Linked DNA regions of Homo sapiens: region 1 is linked to region 2. A link is an interaction called in ENCODE POLR2A ChIA-PET data of the cell type or tissue named here. Cell type or tissue: PC-9. All regions are shown on one strand. Each heading gives the region's core, and the rest is flanking DNA. Links, peaks and the distances in the headings are about the cores only.

Region 1 (4,381 bases), core at 113-4,112, 440 kb after region 2:
CCCCCGATCCGGGTGCTCTCCAGGGTGTGCGTGACACGTGTTGATAAGCGTCTTTTTCTCACTCATTATTCAGTCTTCGGCCAGTCCCATGTACAGAGCCCAGCTGGGGGACCTAAGGTGTACAGGGGAAGACCTTTCTTCCTCCCTGGCCACCGACAGTTAAGGAAGGTATAATCCACGCATAACACACTCTGCAGTGCCACGGAGACATTGGGAGAGAGCTTAAAAATTACCGCATTGGCCGGGTGCAGTGGCTCACACCTGTAATCGCAGCACTTTGGGAGGCTGAGACGGGTAGATCACCTGAGGTCAGAAGTTTGAGACTAGCCGGGCCAACATGGTGAAAACCCATCTCTACTAAAAATACAAAAATTAGCTGGGCGTGGTGGCCAGCACCTGTAATCCCAGCTACTCAGCTACTCAGGAGGCTGAGCAGGAGAATTGCTTGACCCGGGAGATGAAGGTTGCAGTGAGCCGAGATCGTGCCACTGCACTCCAGCCTGGGCAACAGAGTGAAACTCCATCTCAAAAAATAAAAAATAAAAATAAAAATAAATTACTGCAAGATGTGTGGAAATTCCCACCACGTGATGTCAAATGAAAAAGATGGGATGCGGGACTACATACAAAGCACTCCAAGTGTTTCTAAAATAGCTGCCCCATGTGCATAGAAAAGACGACCCAGGCTTGCACCAAAAATACCATTTGTGGGGCTCACCCCCACTGATAGGGGTAGTGGGCGGTTCCGATCTTTATCTAGACTTCTCCCTCTTCTTCAGTATTAACACAATGGAAGTGACTCATAAAAGATAATCAGAAAATGGTTACGTGAATGAGATAATGGCGTCAATGCCAAGGAGGGAGCTGGGCGCCCAGGTGGGCAGGGGATGTAGCTGATGCAAGTGTGCATGGAAAACCAGGTGTGTGCATGGGAGCCCGGGTGCGTGCATGGGAGCCCAGGTGCGTACATGGAAACCCAGGTGCCTGCATGGAAACCCGGGTGCGTGCATGGAAACCCGGGTGCGTGCATGGAAACCCGGGTGTGTGCATGGAAACCCGGGTGTGTGCATGGAAACCCAGGAGTGTGCATGGAAACTCAGGTGCGTGCATGGGAGCCCAGGTGCGTGGATGGAAACCCAGATGTGTGCATGGGAGCCCAGGTGCGTGGATGGAAACCCGGGTGTGTGCATGGAAACCCAGGTGTGTGCATGGGAGCCCAGGTGTGTGCGTGGAAACTCAGGTGCGTGCATGGAGCCCAGGTGCGTGGATGGAAACCCAGGTGTGTGCATGGGAGCCCAGGTGTGTGGAAGGAAACCCAGGTGTGTGCATGGAAGCCCAGGTGTGTGCATGGAAACCCGGGTGTGTGCATGGGAGCCCGGGTGTGTGCATGGGAGCCCGGGTGTGTGCATAAAAACCCAGGTGTGTGCATGGGAGCCCAGGTGTGTGCATGGGAGCCCAGGTGTGTGCATGGAAACCCAGGTGTGTGCATGGGAGCCCAGGTGTGTGCATGGGAGCCCAGGTGTGTGCATGGAAACCCAGGTGTGTGCATGGGAGCCCAGGTGTGTGCATGGGAGCCCAGGTGTGTGCATGGGAGCCCAGGTGTGTGCATGGAAACCCAGGTGTGTGCATGGGAGCCCAGGTGTGTGCATGGAAACCCGGGTGTGTGCATGGAAACCCAGGTGTGTGCATGGGAGCCCAGGTGTGTGCGTGGAAACTCAGGTGCGTGCATGGAGCCCAGGTGCGTGGATGGAAACCCAGGTGTGTGCATGGGAGCCCAGGTGTGTGGAAGGAAACCCAGGTGTGTGCATGGAAGCCCAGGTGTGTGCATGGAAACCCGGGTGTGTGCATGGGAGCCCGGGTGTGTGCATGGGAGCCCAGGTGTGTGCATGGAAAACCAGGTGTGTGCATGGGAGCCCAGTGTGTGCATGGGAGCCCAGGCGTGTGCATGGAAAGCCAGGTGTGTGCATTGGAGCACAGGTGTGTGCATGGGAGCCCAGGTGCGTGGATGGAAACCCAGGTGTGTGCACGGGAGCCCAGGTGTGTGCATGGGAGCCCGGGTGTGTGCACGAAAGCCTAGGTGTGTGCATGGGAACCCGGGTGTGTGCATGGAAACCGGTCGCAGCTCTCCTGTGAAGAAGCACCTGCCCAGCCCCGGCTTCCATCCAGATAGGAGGAATCCACCTCTTCCCAACAGACATGGTCTTTGCTCCTCATCTGAGCCACAGGATTGACCATGGCAGAGACCAGGTGCATGACCTGGGGGTTGGGGGCTCAGGGGCGGCTGCTACCAGGATGGCCTTGCCTCTGTGAGTGACCACAGCTGCGGGGCTGGGATACCAGGAGGCACGGGCTGCAGCATGGGAGGCGGCCCAGGAGGAGATGCCAAGAAGGCACAGCAAGGACAGCCAGTGCAGGAGCCACCCGGGTGCCCACCCAGCAGCTGCGCACCCCCACTGCCCGAGCCAGCCTCTCTGCATCTCTTTTCCTGAGAAGACTTCGGCGTGGCACAGCCCTTACAGGGCGTGAGCCTTCTCAGACGCAGCTCAGGTTACAGCAAGGAAGCTGCAAGGCTGGTTTTGCTGTTTGGTTTACTTTTTTTTTTTTTTTTTTTTTTTTTTAGACAGAGTCTCACTCTGTCACCCAGGCTGGAGTGCAGTGGTATAATCTCGGCTCACTGCAACCTCCGCCTCCCAGGTTAAAGCGATTCTCCTGCCTCAGCCTCCTGAGTAGCTGGGATCACAGGCATCCGACACCAGGCCCGGCTAATTTTTTGTATTTTTAGTAGAGACGGGGTTTCATCATGTTGGCCAGGCTGGTCTCGAATTCCTGACCTCAGGCGATCCACCCACCTCGGCCTCCCAAAGTGCTGAGATTACAGGCGTGACCCACCATGCCTAGCCTTTTGTTTACATTTAAAAAAAGGTATTTTGGGCCGGGTGCCATGTCTTATGCCTGTAATCCCAGCACTCTGGGAGGCCGAGGTGGGAGGATTGCTTGAGCCCAGGAGTTCCAGACCAGCCTGGGCAACAAAATAAAAAATAAATTTTAAAAAACCTAGCCATGAAATAGCAACAATAAGAACTGCACAAAGAACCCCCACATCCCCATCAGATTCCCTGACTGTGAACATTTCAGCACATTTGCTCCCCCGTCACCTCCCTATCTGCACGCACACCACACACAGGTACACACGTGCACACGCACACCACACACAGGTACACACGTGCACACACACACCACACGTGCACACGCACGCCACACACAGGTACACACGTGCACACGCACGCCACACACAGGTACACACGTGCACACGCACACCACACACGCACACGCACGCCACACACAGGTACACACGTGCACACGCACACCACACAGGCACACACGTGCACACGCACACCTGCCTCCATCCCCTGGACTGTGTGAGGCAGAGCTGCACACTCACTGCCCCATCGCACCAAATACTCCAGGGCGTGCTTCCCCAAACAACAGTATGGCCACCTCGACACTAGTCAACACCGACACCACCTCCCAGTTCCCAGATCCCACCCGACGGTCTTCAAGCACTCCGTAAGGACAGTTCCCACAAACACATCCCGAGGAATCCACCCAAGAACAAGCTTCAGGAGCCACACTGACAAAGGCCCAGTGACACACATTACGCCAGAGTTTCCTGGAGAAACAGGCGGGTCCAGGTCTGGGGCAGAAGGCCCATGGGGTGAGCCCAGAGTAGCCTGTCCTGCAGACTCGAGGAAGCCGTCGGCGCCACATTCACATCCACAGGACTCAGGGGCCAACCAGAAGAGGCTCCCGCTGGCCACAGATGGGCCAACCTGAGCTTCAAGAAGGATAAAAACCCTCCAGTGTGTGCAGCCCAGGAGTCCACAGTTGACATGGACACACAGCACTGACCAACCGCCTTCTAGTGACCAGACGCCAATTTATTATTTTGAGGGCGGGGACATAAAGCCAAGGGACCAGCATTTATCCCGCCTCTTCTAATGGACTCATGACATCAGGTCTTGATTCAGCCACCAGTCTGCAGGAAATTTCGAGGAGAGGGGCCCAGCCGGAGGGCGCTGGGGTATCCTCATCAGGAAAGCCTGAGGCGCCGAGCTCGGAGGGTTGGCTTACCCAAGTGCTTGGACAGGAAGAGAAAGAGGTGCAGATTCCCACGCACAGACCGAAGGGGCCCAAGGGTTCCTCACGTGTAACCCGGGGCAATGCTAAGACACACAGCCCAGGTGCCCATGCACATGGCGAACCACAGAAAACAGCACAGAGCAGTGTGGTCACAGTCAGGAAGATGGGATCCAGTCACAACCTTTGCCAAACTCACGAATGCACCCATCACCACTGCACCGTACGCTTGAAATGGAGGGAC
Region 2 (4,381 bases), core at 201-4,200:
GAGCTTTGTTTTCATTTCATTCAAACAGGCTTCCTCTTTTTACCCACTAAATGGAGACATTTTAAAGCTCCAACTGCAAGTGCTAAAGTCTATAGCTGGGTCCACATCTTCCATGATTTCACCTTTTTATGCCACTTTACTTTGTTTTTAAGTTATCAATAAGTTTCCACTGAATCTTGGAGACACAAGAATTAAATGGTGGGGTCTTTTATAGTTTTTTTGTTTTGTTTTGTTTGTTTTGCAAACAACTTCTGCTGCACTGTTAGGTACCAAAGTGAGGCCGCGCTGACAGGGGCCAGCGTCCTGTACCGCGACCCACAGACCAGCGGCTCCTTACCCACTCCAGTACTGAGGAGTGAGGTGGGTTCTTGTCCCTTTTTACCCTAGGACCTAAACATGGGAAACCCTAGCCCTTCTGATACGTAACAGGGGCAGCCCTGATTTCTGCTGCTAACCTAGTTAACTGGTAATCTGTCTGCTCTTTGGCATGCTGGGAGCTCTGTGTGCACTAACCCGTGGACCCCAGGACGCTCTGGGACGGCTGCACAGATGAGAACACAGGCCAGAAGGGTTTGTTAGTGACTTCTCTGATGTCACAGGCTGGTCAGCTCAGCTGGGCCACATTCCAGCGGCCCCAGCCCTGTCCCACGTGCCCCAGCTTTCTCCTGGGAAGCTGCAGGGAAGGGTCCAGCTAGGGCGATCCCAGCTAGGGCGATCCCAGCTGGGTCCCTGTGGGGCTTCAGAGTGGACACAACTTCCCTGCCAGCTGGCTCGGATCCAGGGGGGCAGGTGGGACCCCGTTTTACATGTGAGCCCAAGGAAGTGAGGCCTGGGCCCCAGAAGACCTCCGACCCGTCCCCTTGTCCAGCCCTCTCCCCTCTGGAAGGGGCCGAGGGTGACCCCAGGTGGCAGGAACTGCACCCATTAGGCACGACCCCGCCCCGCTGCCCGCCCCGGTCACACCTCCCCCTGTCGCCCCCTCCCCCGCCTCGGGCACGGCGGGGAGGAGGGGGAAGAGGGGGATGGGTGAGGAGAGCAATGGGTGGGAGAGGGGGAGAGGGGGAGAGGGGCAGGCTGTTCCCATCGCCCCGCCTCGCCGCCCTTCCCCCTCCGCTCTGGGCTCTGGCCCCCGCCCCGCCCCCGCCCCCGGGCCCCTCTCCGCCCCTCCCCCTCCGGCCCGCCCCCGCCCCGCCCCGCCCCTTCTCTCTCCCCGCCCAGTGTCGGCGCAGCCCTGGGAGGAGGCGTCAGGACGCGCGGACACCTGCGGGGCGCGGAGCTCGGCGGACGCGGGAGGGCAGCACCACGGGCGGCAGGTGCGCGCGGGGCGGGGGCCTGGAGGGGGCGCGGGGGTGACGGGAGGGGGCGCGGGGCGGAGCCGGGCAGGAAGCGTCGCGGTCGCTCCCGGAGCGGGGCCGTCTCCCCCGCGTCCCCCTTAGCCTGGCTGGGGACAGGCGCTGGGACCCGGCTCGCGGTCAGGGCGGCCTGGGATCGGCCCCCGCGGCCCCTGCCCAGCGTCCTGCGCTGGGAACTTCGAGGCGCCTGGGGGGCTCGAAATGGCAGTGGAGGAGACCCCGCGAGTGTCCAGGCGCCCAGGGCCCCTCCGCATTGTCACGGGGGCCCTCACACCCCGGCAGGTGTCACCCCCTGGACGGGCTTCTGCCGACGATCCCTTGGGCACCTCGTAGGACCACCCCGGGAGCTCTGCCCACCCCTTCCTGCCAGAGCGATGGGGGGCCAGTGTCCAGGACAGCGCCTAGGGACAGGGCTGGAGGGAAGGGTAGCCTGGGGTCCGGCTGGGGTCGGGCCCACACCTGGTGGCTGGGGACAGTGCTGGAGGGGAGGGTAGCCTGGGGTCGGGCCCACATCTGCATCTTTCATCTGCCTGCTTGTCCCGGGCCAGGGTCCCCTTGGCCACAGGTCCCCAAACAGACAGCGGGAAGGCCGTGGAGCGCGGGCTGGGCGGACTCCTCCTGGGAGCTCCTTTTGACCTGGCTTGGTTGCCGTGGGCCCTCTGTGGCTCTTCTCCCAGCTGTGGGCCCCTGGCCTTGCTTCAGACCCTTATATAGGATGCTGCGGGAGGGCTGGGCCAGAGGGGGCTCTGGAGCCCAGGCAGGCTCACTCCCTGGAGACTCCCGCCCAGGGGCGTGGCCCGCATGACCCTCACAGAGCCGGGACCCCGAAGGGGTTAAGGTGGCCCGGGCCGCCCAGGCAGGATGTGCCGGCATGGCTGTAGGAGGCCCCAGGATGTGTGGCCACGGGGACCGACACGGCTGACCACAAAAATAGAAATGCAGTCCCCAGGGCTGCAGGCTGCAGAGTGTCGGTGTGGTCCCCTCCCTGGCAAGCAGGAGACCCACATGGCCAGGTGGGTGCTGGATGCTGGGACTGAGGAGGAGCCTCTAGCCCCCAGGACTCCTAACATGCGAACTGTGGAGCGAGGGGTCCAGGGCTGGTCGTGAGAACGGAGTGCACACCCAGGCATTGCCTGAGTTCTGCAGCCTCCGTGGGTAGCTGGGGGGACGGGACCCCGGGAGCCTGTGGAGCCCTCAGTCCCAGGGGGGCAGTGAGGACTCTGGGGCAAGCTGACAGCTAGGTGGGCAGGAGACCCGGGTTTTAAGGCTCCCTCAGGACTCTCCTTCAGCTCTTCCCCATCCTGTGGGGCCGGCTCCGCCCTCCCAGGTCCCAACTTCACCGGGCTGTGCAGGGGCCCAGGCGTCCCCGATTTCACCGGGCTGTGCAGCGGTCCCGGTGTCCCCGATTTCACCGGGCTGTGTAGGGGCCCAGGTGTCCGTGGCTCAAACTTCCACATTGGGTATCCCCAAGAACCCCCCACACGTCTGTGAAATGAGGGGGGCCCCTCCCCTGGGGGCCTGACAGAATTGCTGTGAAACCTGAGATTGTGGGAAACTGCTGGAATCCGTGAAGGGTCTGCAACGTTAGACGGTGGGCTTAGGAACCTGCAGACTTTGGCAGGGACCCCGTGGCACCACCTCCCCCATCACTGTGCTGACTTCAGGGCCTGCAGGCACAGCCAGGTGCAGAGGGGAAGGGGCACAGTCATCATCCTCACCAAGGTGATGGATTCGCTGCAAGATGAAAGGTCTGTGTGCAGCTTCACATCTGTCCTTCTCTGGAATTCAGGTCTCTTCACCGCCCCCCCGAGGCCTCCTCCTGAGGTTTCCCTTTACCTGGTCCCCAAATGGGTGGTCCCAGTCACCTCTGCTGTGGAGATGCACCCTTGCTCACATCGAGGACCCCAGGGAAGACTTTGACTGGAATCTGAACGTTTATTTTGGAAAGGCAGCCTCTTGGTGACTCCAGGTCACTTCAGAAGAGAGGCCCCCCCTGTCTTTACAGCCATGTAATTTGCATTTGTAACGTGGTGGGAGAAGGCCTGGGATTGGCAGAGGGCATGGAGGAGATGAGTCGTGTAGATAGACTGGCCAGGAACGCCACCGGTTGGCAGCCTTTTGTCACCAGTTGAGATGATTTGGGATCATTTTTGGAGGCTCCTGGAGCAGCCACAGTTAGCACTGTGACCAGAAGGATGGAGTTGTAAGGTTCTGGGTGCAGCTCACCTTTCTGTTCAGCCCACCCCGCTTCACTGTCTGCAATGGCTCCCAAGGACGCTGTGAGACTCTCATGTGGCAGGTGCACGGCTCTGGGCTGCATCTTGGTGACAGCATCCCTCTGGCATCCCAATGCAGGTTCCTGAGTCCCACCACAGAGCTTCCCGCCTCACAGATGGAACAGGGCCCTGCGTCTTCGGCAGGTACTCAGTGGTGTTTCTAGGTTCCAACTTGAGTCATCAGTGGATTCCCTGTGGAGGGTCCTTCAGGGGACAGCAGGGCACTGGTCAGGGGCCATGCAGGCTGAGAGCCCACCCTGAGAGGAGGCCAGGCCGGCAGAGCACAGGGCCCCAGCTCGGAGTGCGGGTGGCAGAGTCTTTAGTGCGTGGCCAGCTGGAAGCAGCAGTGGCACTTTGAGAATTTCAAGTCTTGTCCAGGGGCCTTGGTGGCCTCTGACTCACATGGCCTGTTCATGGCAACCCCCGCTTTGGGAAAGCTACATCATGAGGGTCGCTCCTGGCGTCCTAAAGTGAACCTCTCCGAGCTTTCAGCCAACGGTAGGATACGGGACACGGTATGGCCACCGAGAAGCTTTTGGACATCTGTGAGGGCCACCATCGTGAACGTGGTGGTCAGGAGCCCAGCATGAACCGGACTCAGTTGAGCATCAGGGCTGCCCCAGCCGGCTCTGCGGGGTTCACAGGAAGCCCACTCCTCCTCCCCAGCCATGCCTGGGATCTCCTCGGAGCCCTGAAAGGTCGTCCCCATGGGGTTCCACAGCAGGGACAATGATGGCTCAAGCGGCCATTGGA

The links. ChIA-PET counts read pairs that join two places held together with the same protein. Peaks named below come from ENCODE experiments on the same cell type or tissue, not always from the same donor. Only the 100,000 strongest peaks of a DNase experiment are listed, where the experiment ranks them.
Region 1: POLR2A ChIA-PET joins it to region 2 with 6 read pairs; 1 of 35 experiments calls an interaction of 5 or more read pairs at or near these places.

Annotation. Positions count from the first base shown.
Region 1 is chr13:113,329,057-113,333,437 of GRCh38, forward strand. The region is part of intron 5 of GRTP1 (growth hormone regulated TBC protein 1); the gene reads right to left. Among named protein-coding and RNA genes, the nearest start is that of GRTP1-AS1, 20 kb to the right of the region's middle. In PC-9, for the core only: no CTCF peak of the experiment used is centred there; a DNase peak (open chromatin) is centred at 2,545; H3K4me3 peaks cover 417 bases; H3K27ac peaks cover 559 bases.
Region 2 is chr13:112,893,119-112,897,499 of GRCh38, forward strand. It overlaps a transcript of MCF2L not described here. Among named protein-coding and RNA genes, the nearest start is that of MCF2L-AS1, 73 kb to the right of the region's middle. In PC-9, for the core only: no CTCF peak of the experiment used is centred there; no DNase peak of the experiment used is centred there; H3K4me3 peaks cover 357 bases; H3K27me3 peaks cover 3,349 bases.